2 separate regions of the Homo sapiens genome follow, and region 1 is linked to region 2. Evidence: read pairs that join two places in POLR2A ChIA-PET (ENCODE). Cell type or tissue: OCI-LY7. All regions are shown on one strand. Each heading gives the region's core, and the rest is flanking DNA. Links, peaks and the distances in the headings are about the cores only. Region 1 holds the start of LOC124900191 (a long non-coding RNA gene). Region 2 overlaps LOC124900191 (a long non-coding RNA gene).

Region 1 (5,229 bases), core at 230-5,229, 51 kb before region 2:
TTAAATCCTATTTTTTGTTCAAGTAGAGAATAGTCATACTGTGTATAGACTGGTTCCTGCTGAAAAGCCCTGACCATCCCTGCTACCCAGGTGGATTCAGATGGTATAGAAGTAACCACCACGTCTCTTGTACCTTTGCCCTGGTGCCATGGGAGCCACCGCCAGGATGGCAGAAGAGGAGAGCGGCAACTCCCTGGGCCTGACATCAGGGATTTGTGGCCATCAGGAAGCTGGAGAGATGTTTTCATTCTCAAACTAATTCACCAAAGTCACCAGTCATTGACTGCACTTCAGATATTTCATTTAATCACCTTTATTACTTTTCTGACAATAGAGATAATACATATTACTATTACAATTTTTAAAAATATAGAAAACATAACAAAATTAAACAATCCGTAAACCACCACCTGGAGACAGCCATCGTGAACCTTTACACCCCTGTAACAAGACAGTAATTAAGTGGCCCCTTCCCAGGTTGGTTTTCAAATCCTACTGTGCCCTGCTGAGCCCTCTTAGAGATTCAAGATGGTAGGTAAATGTCAGTCAGTCTTCAGGAAATCTTCCTTTTAATCTCATTAATGAGGTCCAGATGTTCCCAGGATATTGACTCCAAAGGGCCGTGGTTTCACACTCACACCCCACCCTGTGCTCACTCTCCTCCACGGGCCTCAGGAGGGGGCCTGGACACCGAGGGGCCAGTGTGTGATCATTCAGGCCAGCAAGGAAGGGACTCTGCCTCTAGTGCAGACCAGAGCCTTGCAGAGCCAGACAGAGGAGATAAACACGCACGCTCCTCCTTCCTCGGGAAAACAGGTAAACAGGATTTACTGGGCTTTTATTTGCATTAAATGAATCGAAGTTTAGATTTGCCCTTTATGTCAACATTTTATAGGTGAAATCATTCAAGCTCATGCTGTAACATGCACTGGGTGAAGATAAAGGCACCCAAGCCCGGCCAGACCCCAGCAGGGGGTGAGGGGGCATTTGATGAGTCCCTGCTCCCAGGATGCTCACTTGCAGCGGAGCACAAACGTGAGGCTTGGACAGGAGGAGAAGGACCCAGGACAGGATGGGAAAGCAGAGGGGCTCACCAGTCAGAGGAATGCTGCGTGAAGCCCAGCAAGGAAACCTACATTGTCTTAATTTTTGTTTTTTGTTTTTTGGGTTTTTTTTGTTTGTTTTGTTTTGTTTTGTTTTTGAGACGGAGTCTTGCTCTGTCGCCCAGGCTGGAGTGCAGTGGCGCGATCTCTGCTCACTGCAAGCTCCGCCTCCCTGGTTCACGCCATTCTCCTGCCTCAGCCTCCGGAGTAGCTGGGATTACAGGCACCCGCCACCACGCCCGGCTAATTTTTTGTATTTTTAGTAGAGACGGGGTTTCACTGTGTTAGCCAGGATGGTCTTGATCTCCTGACCTCGTGAGCCACCACGCCCGGCCTGTTTTCGTTTTTTACCCACATGAGAGCTGTGAATTCTTTCTGTATAAAGTATTTCTAAAGGCAAAACCTTTGATTAGCATGTACTCTGGATCTGTTAGGGAAGCAGCCGGTTTGGTTTGAAAAGGTTATTTGGACCGGGCGCGGTGGCTCACACCGGTAGTTCCAGCACTTTGGGAGGACGAGGCGGGAAGATCGTTTGTGCCCAGGAGTTTGAGACCAGCCTGGGCAACATGGCGAAACCCTATCTCTACAAAAAATATATGTATAAAAATTAGCCGGGCGTGGTGGTGCATGCCTGTGGTCCCAGCTATTTGGGAGGGTGAAGTGGGAGGATCACTTGAGCCTGGAAGGTCGAGACTGCAGTGAGGTGAGAGTACATCACTGCACTCTGACAGCCTGGATGACAGAGCAAGACTCCATCTCAAAAAAAAATAAGAAAAAATAAAAGGTTACTTGTTGGGGCTTCATAATAGGGCATCTGGTTTTCCTTGGTTCTTAGGCCAGAGCATGAATGAAAGTGTTTGGCTTTAACTCATACAGGTGATGGAAATATGGGGCCCCCCCACATCCAGGACTCCAGGACAAGGATAAGGGTTCGTCTCAGTGGGACCTGCAGTTCTATCACTGAGGTCCACAGATGCTCCTTTCCCGCCCAAAAAAGCAGCTGGAACGCCACAGGCAGCCAGGGCCGGGGGGATGCCAAGCGATCTCAGAGGTTCTGCAGCCCCCCAGCAGCCCCTCCCAGCCCCACCTCAGACCGCTGGGGCCCATGCAGGCCTTTTCGTCAGTGGGGGTCTTACCATGGTGCCTTTCCTTAAATTGATATTCTTTACTTATTCTAGTACTTTAAAGGAATGCTTTTTTATTACCATGATAAAAGAAATACCTCTATCATTGATAATCACAAAAATAGACACAGTAATATGTATTGTTCTTAAACTTGAGCTAGGAACTGTTTCCAGCATGGAAGGAAAGAAAGAGAATAAAGAGTGAATCACTTTTCACTGTAATTCAATGTCGGTAATGTCAGGTGTATGACTTGGCAACACTGCCCTAGAGACAAGGAAATGTTTCTGGGGCAGGCACGCTGGCTCTGATGTGCCCAGGCCCGACGCCTGGTGCTGGGTGGTGCTCCATGGTGACTGGCGACTTCACTTCCTGATGCACTACTCTCCCCTCCGCCTGTCATTTCCTCCAAGAAGAATCACAGCTGCACTTTTTTTTCTAACAGTTTGTTTTGCTCGTGTGCCTGGAGACCCCAAAGCAAGGGAAGAATTCTAAATGAGTGAAATGTATAAACACGATAAGAAATCAACATACACATCCTCTGCGAGACAGTAGAAAATCATAGGATCCAACCAAAGGAAGAAGCCAGGAAAGTCAATAAACAAGTTGGTAGAGATGCAATAGACAGAGATGAAATGTTTAGAAGAAATAAGTCAATACTGAGAGGAGGAAGAAAGAAACAACACGTAAGTTTCTTGGGTTAAGAAGTTCCCTGATTACATCAGTATAGTGTGGGAAGTAAAAGAAAGAACAAAAGAAGTTCCCTGAGTCAGGTTCTGATCCCCTTTCTCTACCTTAATTTCCAAGGTTGTGTGAAAGGAAAAGAAAAACTGGGACCCCAATTCACTATACCAGAAGAAAAAAAAACTAAGCTGAAAGCTGACTCATGCAGAAACTGCCTTTCCTTCTGTTCCTAAGCAGATAAAGCTAAGCTACAGATAAAAGGTTAAATATCTTCACAGGTTCACCTTATCGGTAAAGTGCCAATTTACTGAGCTTGAGACGAATACATAATTGACTATTGTCCTACCTGATCCTTTTTCTTGCAACACGTGGATTTCCATACCCTCCCTCTTTCTTCTCCAGCCTGCTTTTCCCCTTTAATTGTTTTTGTTTTTTGACTGGATCTTGCTCTGTCACCCAGGCTAGAGTGCAGTGGCACGATTTTGGCAAACTACAACCTCTGCCTCCCAGGTTCAAGCAATTCTCCTGCCTTAGCCTCCTGAGTAGCTGGGATTACAGGTGTGCGCCACCATGCCCAGCTAATTTTTGTATTTTTAGTAGAGATGGGGTTTCACCATATTGGCCAGGCTGGTCTCAAACCCCTGACCTCAGGTGATCCACCTGCCTCAGCCTCCGAAAGTGCTGGGATTACAGGCATGAGCCACCACACCCAGCTTCCCCTTTAAATATTGAAGCCATCTCTCAAAATTATCTTTGGAGAAAGGCACAAACCCCAGACCATTTCTTTGATTCCGTGCTTTTTGCTTCTGGGCATGTCCTTAACCTTGGCAAAATAAACTTCTAAATTGATTGAGACCTGTCTCAGATACTTTTTGGTTTACAATTATAATCTATGGTCCCCTAGATCATAAGGGCCCTTCCTATACCCCAGGAAACTCAGTGTTACTAATACCTAGAAATTGCCCCTTTTCTGTCTCATCAGCCAGCCCGTAGCCCCTGGGTGCCCACGTGGCCTCACCTGGCCCCAGTTCACCACAGCCTCTTTGGATTCTGTGGTTTAACTCATCAGATGTGCCATATCTTGCTAATTACAGGAGCAAGGTAAGGAACTAACCTTTACTAAGGATGCATTATTGGCCAGACACTACTGACTCTTACAGTGGCCACTAAACCCTTCACAATAATATCTACTCTTTAGATAAATGTTTTTGCCATTTTAGAAATTATGTTGCGTGAAGTCGCTCGGCCAGTAGCATTGGAATTGGAGCCCAGACTCAAAGCTCTTAACTCAAAGCCCCCGCTCTGTTCTCCCGCGCATGGTTGGACCCCTAGCCCTTGGCCCCCTTCCCTTGCCTTTGACCTGCCCCTCAAAGGACTGAGGATAATTTGTAGGAAATCCTGTTCAAGCAATCTATGATCCAGGTAATCTGTGGTGAGTGATGGCCAAAGCTAGAGTTGAAGAAGAACACCAGCATGACAAAGGCATGTGAGGAGTGGGGGCGGGGAAGCCAGGGAGGGGGCTGGCTTCTTGGTTCAGCCAAGAAGCAGCAACAACTAAAGAGGGAGACATAGTAGGATGAAATGCTAATTAGTGGCTTCCGGGATTTTACAAATATCTTTAAATTTAGTGAGTTTTTCATATACTTCACATGAAAATCGCCTCCCCACACACAGGTCGCAGAAGTTGGTGGCCATCTGTGCCATCTTCCCAGTGAACTTGCAGACAAAACCAACAGCACAATGCTGATATGAAGAACAGATGAAATTTACAGGTGGGTTCATAAAGTATCACTACAGCTTCTGATGAGAGTGCTGGCTTGAGAACGGAATGAATGTTGTATCTAGTTCTATGACCAGTTGACATCAGCTGTTATTTAATCTGTAGTTACAGTCAGGTACCGTCTTGCTGAATTCTGGAGGAGGAGGTGATTTCTACTAGCAACGTAGACTGTTCTCTTGGCTACAAAGTCAATAGGTCCTTACATTCTGTGGTTAGGGCTCTGAGGTGAAGAGTAACAAATACTTCAGATACAAAGAATATTTCTGAAAGTTCTGTTTGTAATGATTTATTTCTGGGGATTGGGATGAACAAAAGTGTTGGCCTGGATATGTGGACTTTCTTATAAAGAATATTGCTTTGTGAGGATCTCTGTTTTGGGGTGTTTTTGTTTTGTTTTGTTTTGTTTTTAGATGGAGTCTTGCTCTGTCACCCAGGCTAGAGTGCAGTGGCGTGATCTCAGCTCACTGCACCCTCCACCTCCTGAATTCAAGCGATTCTCCTGCCTCAGCCTCCCAAGTAGCTGGGACTACAGGCACATAC
Region 2 (5,488 bases), core at 270-5,269:
CTGGCTCACTTGAGACATGTGTTTCCAGATGGGCCCTGGGATGGGATGGGGTCTCCTCGGAGACAGAAGGCACTGAAGAGTCCCACAAAACAGGGTTAGGAATATACCTGACTCACTGGCAGTGACAGCCTTTGGTCTGGAGAGTGCTTTTTGATACAAATGAAAGAAATATTTCAAAACCAAAGTAAGAAGGGGAGGATTGGAAGGATTTAACTTATTGCCCGGGATTTGTGATTTTATAACTTAGGGGTTTTTTTTCTTCCCCAAACTCTAATTTAGTCTTCTATTTATTTTTATTTTTATTTTTTGAAACCGAGTTTTGCTCTTGTTGCCCAGGCTGGAGTGCAATGGCATGATCTTGGCTCACCGCAACCTCTGCCTCCCAGGTTCAAGTGATTCTCCTGCCTCAGCCTCCCGTGTAGCTGGAATTACAAGCATGAGCCACCATGCCCAGTTAATTTTGTATTTTTAGTATAGACAGGGTTTCTCCACATTGGTCAGGCTGGTCTTGAACTCCTGATCTCAGATGATCCGCCCTCCTCGGCCTCCCAAAGTGCTGGGATTACAGGCGTGAGCCACCGAACCCGGCCCTAATTTAGTCTTTTTGTTTTTTGTTTTTTGTTTTTTGTTTTTGAGAGATGGAGTCTAGCTAGTTGCCAGGCTGGAGTGCAGTGGCGCAATCTTGGCTCACTGCAACCTCTGCCTCCCAGGTTCAAGCGATACTCCTGCCTCAGCCTCCTGAGTAGCTGGGATTACAGGCATGCACCACTGTGCCCAGCTAATTTTTGTATTTTTAGTAGAGATGGGGTTTCACCATGTTGGCCAGGATGGTCTCGATCTCCTGACCTCGTGATCTGCCCAGGTCAGCCTCCCAAAGTGCTGGGATTACAGGCGTGAGCCACCGCACCCAGCCAATTTAGTCTTTTATGATGACTCTTTCACAGTTCTTGCAGAAACAGCTGATTTCAAAGTGACACATTAACCAGGTGCGGTGGCTCATGCCTGTAATCTCAGCACTTGGGAAGCTGAGGTGGGGGGACTGTTTGAGCCTAGGAGTTTGAGACAAGCCTGGCAATGTAGGGAGACCCTGTTTCTACAAAAAACAAAGCCAAAAACTAGACACGCAAGGAGGCACTCGCCTGTGTCTCAGCTATACAGGAGGCTGGGGCAGGAGGATCCTTTGAGCCCAGTAGATCAAAGCTGCACAGAGCCATGTTCACACCACTGCACTTCAGCTAGGGTGACAGAGCAAGACCCTGTCTCAAAAAAAAAAAAAAAAAAAAAGTGACACATAGCAGTGATAGCAGTGACTCTCTTCTTCCTAGAAGGAAGTATACACTGGGGATCCCTCTCACCTCTAGAAGGAAGATAACTTTAGGGAAAACAAAACTTGGAAAGATTGACTCTTTTGGCTTTATGATAAAATATTTGGGACCCTATGAAAGTAACTTTAAGTGGGAACCCATGTTACAGCCTAGCTTGTGACCTAATACTTAACACAAATATTCATGTAAAGTCAACACTCTACTTTTAGACACAATTTCTTCTGTGTGGTTTGGGGTGTTCTTACTAGCAGCATAGTTTACTGTTGAAAAACTCGGACCGTGGCACCAGATTAGCTGGGTTCAAATCTGAGCCTCACCACTTACTAGTTGTGTATCTTGAGCAAGTTGCTCAGCCTCTCTGTGCTGTGTTTTTCCACATCTGTAAAGAGGAAATGATAATCATAGCTACCTTATGCAATTAGTGTTGGGATTAAAACAGTTAATATACATAAACCATTGAGAATAGTCTTGAGTCAGGGTTGGCGGGGGGGTGGTAAAGAAAAGAGAATATTGTTTATGGTAAATGCCTTATAAGAATTCTTCCCCGTGTTATTTTTTTGGAATTAGCCCTCTCTCTCTCCAAAATGTATGAATAAATAAAAGTAACCACTGTTGTTATTGTAGCTATTTTTATTGTGGCCTAAAAAAGTGAATATTCTTCCCAAGGTCTCTAATTTATTATCAGATTAAAAAAATGCCTGGCATTAGAGAGAATGGAACTCCTTGTTTCAAAATCAGAAAGGTATTTTTTCTATATGGGCATTATTTTTTCTTTTTTTGTGGTTAATTTTCAAATGTGACATATGTGACATTTTAAAGGGGGCATTGTATGATTTCTTTCACGGGAAGAGGCTGAAAATTTGCCATCCTTTTTCAAGAAAATAAGGCAGTGAACCTAAATGAGATTTTTATGTAAATATTACATAGGAATAACAGCACTTCCTATGAAATTGTATCATCCTCCCGTTCTCCCCAGCGTCCTGTTTACCTTCACCCTGCAGCTGTTTGCTGGGTGCCATCCCTGGGAAATCACCTACTAACAATAACCCGGTTGGCTTCTGATCCGCAGGAAGATCATTCTCCCCTATGACAGATGAACACATTTTTCTTTTGTTATTTGTTTTTCTTTTCTTTCACTCACTTTTTCTTTCAAAACTTAGTTTCTTTCAATTCCTTCTAGAGTTTTCCTGTGATTCTTTCTTTTCACTTTTGTTCCCTTCTTAATAATTACTTGGCATGTCCTACTTGTGGGCTACACTTCCTGAATTTCCACACTCTGCAGCTCTTTGAAAAGCCTGCTTTTATTCTTCCCGTCCAGGTCATCTGTGCAAATCTTTAAAGTCATGGGGTTGCCACTAATGACTGGTCGACTCCATTAACGCAGCCTCCCCTCTGTGGAAGTTTGCTTTTCTGGGTCAGTGTCTTTTACTGTGGAGCTTGTTAAGAGTCTTTATTGCTTGAAGAAGGTGCACATTGGAACTTTAAGATTTCCTGTTTATACACAGGGCAGGGCCTGGCTGAACACTGATAGTGTGGGCAAGCTCTCGAGCTTTGCCAAAGGGCTCTCAGTGGGACCCAAGAGGAGCTGCAATGAGGATTTTAAGACAAGTGTCTGCTTAGCTGCCACGGCTATGTTAGAAACTGCAAAAAAAAGCACCTCACAGAGCTGAAGAAAGATCTGGTGCTGCCAGTGGAGAGGTCTGCACCCAGGTCAGGTCTCAGGGGGGCTGCTGTGAGCCCGAAGGCATCTTTGTGCTAGAGGGCAAAGGGCACCCTCTTGTAGGTCCCCCGTCTGAGTGGATAAAAACCTAGGACTGAGTCCCTGTAACTGTGACTGCCAGAGGACTGTTCTCCATACAAACGGTATGTACAGGAAATTTGGTCTTCCCCAAATCCTTTCAGGGTCCACCAGGGTCTGGGGAGGGGGTCACGATCTGCTTCTGCTATAGTGTGACTCCAGTCACAGACCTGAGCAGATCTGCTGGGGCTCAGAGTTTTCTGCCCCAGCTGGGTTTCTAAGCCCCACGTCTTGTCAAATGCTGCCTCTCCAAACCCTTCCTGGGAATAATTGCGTCACTTAGGGTGTCAGCAAACTGTTCCTCCAAGGAGGGGATCTCCTCTCCAGCTGGGGAGTGGGGTACTGAGGCTGACTGAATTACTGGAAGCTGTTTGATGAGTGTGGAACCTCAGCAGAGTGTCCTGGAGAGGGGCCGGGCACCCTGCCACAAGACACCCACAAGGTGTGGAGTTTCTGGGTCAGGAAGAACCAGATGAAGCTGCTCATGTGGCCAAAAGTAGCGAATCCAAGGGACGAGTGTGCATTTTCCAACATGGAGAGGGAAGGAAGCAAGGGGATTTCATCAACTCAGGACCAACCTGAGGGGTCTCATCCGGGCTTGGAGGAGCCTGTGACACCCAGAATGCCCACTCTCAAATGAGGTTCTCCCTCCCTAGCATGGCCCTGGATAAAGCTGGCCTTGTCTTGCTTCCTGGTCCCTGTTATCCAGGTTCTACACAACCCATCCCCTTCCTATCAGTAGAGTCGTCCCTCAGGTCATAGATGAGACTACAGCTTTTTTCCAGCCTAGTCTCTCCAAGATTAGAGCCCTGGAAACCGGATCTGTTTTGGTTTTTTTGTTTCTTTCTTTTTTTTTTTTTTAATCATTTTTCTTTTTCTTTTCTTTTCTTTTCTTTTTTCTTTTTCTTTCTTTTTTTTTTTTTTTTTTGACAGGATCTTGCTCTGTTGCTCAGGCTGGAGTGCAGTAGCACAATCTTAGCTCACTGCAACCTCAACCTCCCAAGTAGCTAAGACTACAGTTGTGCACCACCATGCCCAGCTAATTTTTTAATTTCTTGTAGAGACAGTCTCACCATGTCGCCCAGGCTGGTCTTGAACTCCTGGCCTCAAGCAGTCCTCCCACCTCAGCCTCCCAAAGTGCTGAGATTACAGGTGTGAGCCACTATAGCTGGCCCAAATCTAGTTTGGAAGTAGATAGATGCTTTGGTTTTGAAGTAGATTGATGCTCTGTTCACATGCTGATTTTGATCCATGGGTAACTATTTTTGAGCTCTGGGAAGCAACTGAAATCCCAGGAAGCCTCAGGCTCCTGCAGTTACACCCCAGGTGGGAACAGCCTGAGGCAAAAGGCCATATTTGTGTCTCTCTGACATTCCACATTGAGCTAAGTCTGTGGTTGCAGTTGGTGGGTGGCAGGGAATGGGCTGTGCTACTTGTGGAAGCTTCCAACAAGAGCTTCAAAGGAAACATCGCTCAGGCTGGGTCAAATACCAAGTCCATGAAAGTCTAATTCCAGCAGGAGCAGCCAGGGCCCACCAGGCCTGGGTCTCCCTCTTCCCTGTGGAGGAAGGCTTATTTTAGGTTCCCTCCAACTCTGTGGTTCCACACCCTGAGTGAGCATCCACACTCCCTCCCCCTTGAAGAGCCAGGAGTTAATGTCCTCTGGCCATCTTAGTGCCTGGTCTTGGTGGCACCCACCCCTGTCCCTTGGGAGTCCTTTCCAGCTCCTACGATGTCTTTCCATTCTCGTGAATCCTCTCCCACATGTGTGAGCTGGGGATTATTATCTTTGCTTTAGAAAGGAGAAAACTGAGGTGTGGGCAGGAGATAGAATTTCTCTGTGGGCCCCAGGCTTGTGAGTGGCTGAGCTGGGACACGAATCTGGATCACCAGACTCCGAGTTCAGTGCTCTCCGTATGCTTGTGTAAATATCTCTTCAACAAGAGCTGGTGCCAGGGGGCAGGAACTGTACTAGGGCTCCTCTTGAAACAGGTTTCCTCCCGCCTCAGCAGGACAGCAGGCAGCATGGGGCGTCAGTAAATATTTGTTGAATTGAGACTGCATAGGAAGGATGATGGGGAACAGGGAGCTGGTGAGGACAAGAGGCCAGGAAGGCAGCTACACACAGCAGCAAACCCCTCCCCGCCCAGCCGGAGCACTTCATGCTCATGTGTTGGGAGAGGGATTTGTTAGATGAGACCATTACCTTACTGGTTATGAGGTGTTGTTGTTGTTGTTATTGTTCAACTCCACCACTAGTATTCTTCGTTCTCTCCAGGTTCCAACTGTGCACCTGCAGAAAAGAGGTCAACCGACTCCTGAAGGTAATCATGTCTTCTTCCTGTTCAAAGTAATTTTCATTCTT

What was found. Peaks named below come from ENCODE experiments on the same cell type or tissue, not always from the same donor. Only the 100,000 strongest peaks of a DNase experiment are listed, where the experiment ranks them.
Region 1: POLR2A ChIA-PET joins it to region 2 with 10 read pairs; 4 of 35 experiments call an interaction of 5 or more read pairs at or near these places.

The regions. Positions count from the first base shown.
Region 1 is chr5:78,769,391-78,774,619 of GRCh38, reverse strand. LOC124900191 (a long non-coding RNA gene) reads left to right here and starts at 4,557. Exons shown (of 5, transcript XR_007058832.1): 1 at 4,557-4,681. In OCI-LY7, for the core only: no CTCF peak of the experiment used is centred there; DNase peaks (open chromatin) are centred at 2,599 and 4,617; H3K4me3 peaks cover 1,346 bases; H3K27ac peaks cover 2,489 bases.
Region 2 is chr5:78,718,043-78,723,530 of GRCh38, reverse strand. It overlaps LOC124900191 (a long non-coding RNA gene), which reads left to right. Exons shown (of 5, transcript XR_007058832.1): 4 at 5,402-5,447. Among named protein-coding and RNA genes, the nearest start is that of LHFPL2, 72 kb to the right of the region's middle. In OCI-LY7, for the core only: no CTCF peak of the experiment used is centred there; DNase peaks (open chromatin) are centred at 1,190, 1,630, 2,820, 3,320 and 4 weaker places; H3K4me3 peaks cover 4,260 bases; H3K27ac peaks cover 5,000 bases.